Regions from separate parts of the Homo sapiens genome. Here region 2 is linked to region 1. Evidence: chromatin contacts called from ENCODE Hi-C or POLR2A ChIA-PET data. All regions are on one chromosome and are shown on one strand. The core of a region is the stretch at or near the end of the contact, and the rest is flanking DNA. Distances in the headings are between cores, read along the strand shown.

Region 1 (3,508 bases), core at 123-2,622:
CCGAAAAAAAAAAAAAAAACTTGCCCTTCTTATCTGAGATTAGAATCATCTGTTTTTGTTTTTAGAGACAGGGTCTCACTATGTTGCCCCAGGCTGATCTCAAACTCCTGGGCTCAAGCGACCCTCGGCCTCGGCCTTCCAAAGTGCTGTGATTTACAGGCGTGAGCCACGGTACCAGACCTGAAATCTTTCTTAAACATCTGCCTCTTGGGCAAGCTGCAGTGTCCCACAGAAAAAGGAAATGAAGCAACAGTAATGGAGTATCCTTTACACCTCATCTGGGCCCCTCACTACTGCAGTCTAACTGCGTATCTCACCGACACTTCCCACACTTCTCTAGAGGATTAGGAGGGAATATACTATCTCAGACAGCTTCTGGTGAACAGTTAACACTTATCCAGAACCAACCACCTGCCCAAACTGCTAGTCACTTGACACACTTCATTTAATGTGTACTAACGCCGCCCTGGATGAAACTGAGCTCACAATAAATTAAATAACTTGGCCAAGGTCACACAATTAAAGCGGAAAACGCCATGATTTGAAAAGGCACGTCTGGGGCTCTAAAATCCCTCATGTTTACCCCCAACACATGCTGGAGAGTCAAACTCCAATTGGTAGAATCTGCGTGAAATGGAATACTTTTCAGACAACCCAAACAACGAGCATCTGTCAAATATTTTACAATCGGGAAAGTGTAACCTCGCTGCATGCAACTTCCCTCCCTGGACGTGTTAAGTAACCTGTTAAATTTCCCAACCCAGATCATAGCCCCCCAACCCCCTGCACCATGGTTTCTCTAAACGCCTTTATAGCCCCGCGCTCTCTAATCTCGAGCTCAAGTGAGGCTGCCTATGGGGCTCTGGCAGATGACAAACGACAAGGAGGCCGAAAGCCAGATGTCTTCGAATTGAGGGAGAAGGCCGGACCTCTGACTCGGGTCACACTGGGGACCCCCACAAACCATCCCTTTTAGACAAGTGACCCCGGGGGTCACCTTGACCCCTGCAGTGAGCCAGACCAAACTTCCACGCCAGGCCAGCCCCCGCCAGGTGAGCAGGTACACAAAAAGAAGCCTCAGTGACCACCGTACGCTGGTGTGGAGAGGCCCCGGGAGGTGCAAGGAGAACAGAGACGAACTCGACCGCGGGCAGAAGCCTCCCCTGGCTCCAACGCCGCGACTGCCTGTCGCCGAGGCTAGGGCCGCCACTTCTCATGTCCGAGCTGGCCAGGCGCCACTCGTACCTGCGGGCTATAGGCCTCCGAAGCCCATGCTCCTGCCAACTTCTGCGTGAAGCCACTAAACTTGTAGTACATGACGCCCAGAGTCCGGCTTCCCGCATCCGCTGCCAACGCGACCGCCCCAGAGAAGGACCCCGCCTCCCCGGCTGTGGTCCCGAGACTCAGCGCAAGGACCCGGTGCTGGGACTAGGGCTGCCCGAAGATCGCCTAACTTAAAACCTGCACACTTAAGCCGCATTGGGGAACCAAAAGCCAGGGTTCTCAGGACCACGAAAGGCAAAACCAGCTCTAAGAGAGCACGCAAAGTCGCTGTGGCGGAGTCTGTAGGAAATATGAAGTTCCCTCTTTCCCCCATTCAGATTTGGGCAGTGCCACGACAACTCAAGAAATGCGCAAGCGCTCCACGGACTAAGCCCGGCGGACTAAGCCCGGCAGTGTCGGAGTCAGGTGGAGCATGCTTTAGGAGGGGCGGGCTCCAGGCGGGGCCTGGGGGGGAGAGGGCGGTGATTGGTGGGCGTGGTCTGGGTAGGGGCGGGGCTACATCGAAGCCGGTTGGGAATTCCACCATCCGAGAGAGTCTGTGCTGCGGAGCCACCGTCTGGTCGTCGGGTTGAAGGCGTCTCTTGCTTTACCGAACTTTAACTGATCGTAGTCTCATTTATTTCCTTCCGACCTAGAGCACCTCTTATCCAGAAGCCACCACCTGCTGTTGCTCAGTCTGCCCAGGAGTATAGACTTGTCGGCCAAGCTTCCCCTGGCAACCTGGGAGTTGAAGCAAATAAGAAAATTTGGAAGCACCTGCTGAAGGCTGTTTAGTACCCAGGGCTGTTGGGAGATTTGCCCCAATAATATAAAAGTAGCCTCCTGGGCTTTGTGCAGAGGAAATACACATGCAGAGTGATCTAAAGCTCAGGTACCAGGATGTAAATGTCACACGGTTTCTCAGAACTGGTTTTTATTCTCACCTGAGTTTTAAGGTCATTGATTATTCATCCTTTTCCTGGCCTCTGCTCTTTGCGATAAATGAGGTAGGGGGAGGGTGATCAGAAACACTTGTAAAATCTGGACCTTGAGCCTGAAAGATCTGGAACTACCACTTTCAGTTCTGGTAGTATTCGCTTCAGTTCAATTTAAATATGTCTGTTAAGCCTGTGCTGTGTGCAAGGTACTGTGTAAAAGGAGTATACTAGTTTCTTACTCTCCAGGGATGGACTCAGGCTTTTCTTAGCTTCATCATCTAACCATAGGTTTACACAAGCATATTCTAGATGCACTTATGAAATCATGTTGCAAATTGATGGATGATACTAACCTATATATAGCATTGCCCTAAACTCATTTAATCTTCACAACAATCCTATAAGGTAAATGCTATTATCATCTCCATTTTAGAATACAGGAAAATGACGCCTGGAGAAGCTAAGTAACTTGCTCAGGTCAGGGATAAGTGGCAGAGCTAGGCATTTGGCTCAAGACTTCCTACTGTTAAGCACTATGTTACAAATAAATAGATATGAAGCCATTCTGAAAAGAGGAGGATCAAGGCTGAGCATTCCAGGGTGAGGGTGTACACCAGCATCCTGGTTGCAGGCTTACGTTCAAGAGCCCCAAGTATTCAGCACCGCCAATATGTTGTAAAGGTTTCAGCGAATTCATGTAAGCCAGCCCAAAGTTGCCACTTTTACAAAGAGACACTGTGATATAATGGAAAGAACATGCAATTTGGGTTTATGTCCATATTTCTCCAAGGATAAGTGGTTTGGGACTAGTGATTTCCTTTTTTTTTTTTTTTTTTTTAAATTCTTTTTGAAACAGGGTCTCACTCTGTCCCAGGCTGGAGTACAGTGGTGTGATCTCGGCTCATTGCAGCCTTGACTTCCCAGGCTGAGGTGATTCTCCTACCTCAGTCTCCCGGGTAGCTGGAACCACAGATGCGCGCCACCACGCCTGGCTAATTTTTTGTATTTTTAGTAGAGATGGGGTTTCACCATGTTTCCCAGGCTAGTCTCAAACTCCTGGGCTCAAGTGATCTGCCAAACTCAAGACTCCCAAAATGCTGGGATTACAGGCATGAGCCACCGTGCCAGGCCCACCCCATGTTTTGATACTGAATAGATTCAGGAAGATTTTTCTACGACAAAAAGTTCGACTACCTCAAAAGAAAATGATCCATTGACATTAGCCTTCTTGAGTCCCAGGCGCTAGCAAATATTGAGTGAAAGAAAAAGCCTTTCATAGAGTTTAGATTGAAAAGAGAAATTAAATG
Region 2 (3,192 bases), core at 141-2,640, 5.4 Mb after region 1:
AGTGCCGAGTGCTGGGACTACAGGCGTGAGCCACTGCGCCCGGCCCCCGCCTTTTTTTTTTAGATTGATTTTATTACTTGCCTAGCAAAGGAGAACCTTCTGGCAGAACAGTCTCCAAGAACAAGGCAAACAACTAATTTTACATAGGTTTTTACCAATGTACAGCTGTTGATTGTGACTGGTTTCCGGCAATCTGGATTTCACAATCTGGATAAGGGGACAAACAATTGTCTGTCTTCCACTATCTTTCTTGAATTTGAATAGAACCTTTTTATTCTCATAGCCTCTTAGCTTTCTTTCTTTTTTTTTTGAGACGGAGTTTCGCTCTTGTCGCCCAGGCTGGAGTGCAGTGGCGCGACCTTGGCTCACTGCAAACGCTGCCTCCCAGGTTCAAGTTATTCTCCTGCCTCAGCCTCCCAAGTAGCTGGGATTACAGGCGCATGCCACCACGCCCGGCTAATTTTTGGATTTTTAGTAGAGACGGGGGTTTCACCATGTTGACTAGGCTGGTCTTCAACGCCTGACCTCAGGTGATCCGCCCGCCTCGGCATCCCAAAGTGCTGGGATTACAGGCGTGAGCCACTGCGCCCGGCCTCTCATAGTCTCTTAGCTTTCTAAAATTTGAAAAATCCTGTAAAGACACACCTGGGTCAAAGGGCTCAGATAACGGACTGTGGCCCTTAAGTACTTACGTCACAGGTTATTGAGAGGATCGATTTAGTTACCAGATGTAAAATGCTGGGATCAGTGCCTGGCAAAGGAAAACTTTGTACAGCTGCAGGCTTTCACCATACACAACAGCATCGCTAACGAATGCTATTACAATATTCATTTAGCGTTTACCAAGTGCCTACTCTATACAAATCTTGAGAATACAACGTGAAGGTGAACTGCTGACTAAAGTTTGGTCCCTTTCGCTCCGTCTCCTTGCGAAAATGCTCTAACGGCAGGAGGTCACGCGAGCGCTGGACGCGTTTCTCCCCGCGAGCCCCTTTCCGAGGCCTTTCGGGTCCCCCCGGTTATCCCCGCCCGGGCGGTGCGCGCCCCCGCTGTTCCCGCTTCCGCTCCAGAGAGGCAGGGCTTTCCGAGCCTGCTAGCCCCGCGGCCGCAACTAACCCCGGGTCGGAGTGTTCCGGCCCGGCCAGCCCCGCGGCGTGAGGGAAGGGGAGCTCAGCAGTTCCCCGCGCGGGGCCCAGGCGTCGGCGGCAGGGCGGGCCCCTCACCGCCAGCGTGCCAGCCCCGCCCCTACCCACCAGTGTGCCAGCCCCGCCCTTCCCCACGTCGCCGCGCGCCCGGGGGCGGGGCCTGGCGCGCACCGCCCGCGCACGGCGAGGCGCCTGTTGATTGGCCACTGGGGCCCGGGTTCCTCCGGCGGAGCGCGCCTCCCCCCAGATTTCCCGCCAGCAGGAGCCGCGCGGTAGATGCGGTGCTTTTAGGAGCTCCGTCCGACAGAACGGTTGGGCCTTGCCGGCTGTCGGTATGTCGCGACAGAGCACCCTGTACAGCTTCTTCCCCAAGTCTCCGGCGCTGAGTGATGCCAACAAGGCCTCGGCCAGGGCCTCACGCGAAGGCGGCCGTGCCGCCGCTGCCCCCGGGGCCTCTCCTTCCCCAGGCGGGGATGCGGCCTGGAGCGAGGCTGGGCCTGGGCCCAGGCCCTTGGCGCGCTCCGCGTCACCGCCCAAGGCGAAGAACCTCAACGGAGGGCTGCGGAGATCGGTAGCGCCTGCTGCCCCCACCAGGTAGCGGGGTGGGGGTGGGGTCGAAGGCGGGGGCATAGCGGCGGGGCGCTTGGAACCCGGCGAGGGGAGGCTCGCACAGGGGGTTGGGGGGGTGCACGGCCTGGCCCTGGGCTCGGAGGAGGCGGGGCCGCAGAGTTGGCTTGAATGAGTGCAGGGGTCGAGTCTGGAGCATTTGGGGGTGTAGCTTGTAAACAGGGTCGGAGGAGAGAGGCTGTGCAGGAAGAGGGCTGCAGGGGAGACGCGGAGAGTTCGGGCCTTTTGGAGGGAGGAGACGCGTCCCGCCAGGTGGGGGTGCTGGGCTAAGGAAGGGGCGACGCGCGCAGCTCCGGGTGGGGAGGGGGCCTGGGAGGTGGGAGCACTGGGGGTGGGGCGAGAAGGGGAAGGCGCCCGGCCCACTTGGTGGGCGGGGCGGGGGGCGGGGTGGCGGGAAGGAGGAATGCCTGCGGGAGGCCGAACGGGGAGAGTCCGGTGGTGTGGGGTGCGAAAGGAGGTTCCTCGGCCGGCGCGGAGATAGTGAGTTGGGGCTCCAGTAGTCGATCGAGGTAGACACTTAGAGGTAGTTAAGAGCCGCGGTCGCCGAGACGCCTTGGGGACGGTGGGCCTTCGGCCTAGGTGAGGGGCCGCCGAGGGGGTGGGCCACGAGCTGCGAGCGCGGGGGGGTGTGTCACCATGGGGACCGCGGGGCCTAATTGGGCGGGGCGGGGCCGTGGGGAGCCGAAGTGCTGGGATCCGGCTGGGTCCTTCGGTAGGTAGGCTGCACGTGCACCGAGACGAAGATAGAATATTTTGACGTATGTGGAAATTCGTGTCGAGTGGAAAATATTTTATTTTATGAAATAGTGTAATTTTTATGGGGCACCACTGGGCTTTTAGAGGCCTTAATCGGGCGCTGGACAAAGATGTGTGGACGTGAGTGACTCCGGGGAAGCCTGTCGGGAGTTGTCCTCACTTTATGGGCAGTTAAGTGCTTTTTTTTTTTTTTCCTTTTTGAGAGAGAGTTTCGCTCAAGTCCAGGCTGGAGTGCAATGGCGCGATCTCAGCTCACCGCAATCTCCGCGTCCCGGCTTCAAGCGATTCCCCAGCTTCAGCCTCCCGAGTAGTCGGGATTACAGGAATGCGCCCCCACACCCCGCCAATTTTGTATTTTTAGTAGAGACGGGGTTTCTCCATGTTGGTCAGGCTAGTCTCGGAATTCCCGACCTCAGGTGATCCACCCGCCTCGGCCTCAAAGTGCTGGGATTACAGGCGCTAGCCACCGCGCCCGGTCTGTTTAGGGCTTTTTATCCGGGCAGCTGGCGACATTTTGAAAAGCTTGCTTTTGCTGTTTGCCAGATACATATATATGTATTTTGAGACAGAGTCTTGCTCTTTTGTCCAGGCTAGAGTGCAGTGGCGCGTTCTTGGCTCACCACAACCTCTGTCTCTGGATCAAGAGATTATCCTGCCTCAGCCT

Evidence for each region. A loop is a pair of places that touch in the nucleus more often than their neighbours do. ChIA-PET counts read pairs that join two places held with the same protein, here RNA polymerase II (POLR2A). Pooled maps may share reads with other maps.
Region 2: a loop to region 1 is called in a map of naive thymus-derived CD4-positive, alpha-beta T cell, with 14 times the contacts of the local background. The contact joins the promoter of MSH6 here to the promoter of COX7A2L in region 1. A Hi-C loop is called at or near these places in 1 of 168 maps with a recorded cell type or tissue (naive thymus-derived CD4-positive, alpha-beta T cell) and 6 of 50 pooled maps. POLR2A ChIA-PET finds 5 or more read pairs at or near these places in 1 of 52 experiments (naive thymus-derived CD8-positive, alpha-beta T cell).

Annotation. Positions count from the first base shown.
Region 1 is chr2:42,359,845-42,363,352 of GRCh38, forward strand. COX7A2L (cytochrome c oxidase subunit 7A2 like) reads right to left here and starts at 1,373. Exons shown (of 3, transcript NM_004718.4): 1 at 1,246-1,373. The coding sequence starts at 1,317. RefSeq lists enhancers at 546-1,290, 1,064-1,383, 1,291-2,034, 1,404-1,463, 2,024-2,113 and a silencer at 1,664-1,833.
Region 2 is chr2:47,781,755-47,784,946 of GRCh38, forward strand. MSH6 (mutS homolog 6) reads left to right here and starts at 1,391. Exons shown (of 10, transcript NM_000179.3): 1 at 1,391-1,739. The coding sequence starts at 1,480. RefSeq lists an enhancer at 764-833 and silencers at 964-1,443, 1,724-1,883, 2,084-2,173.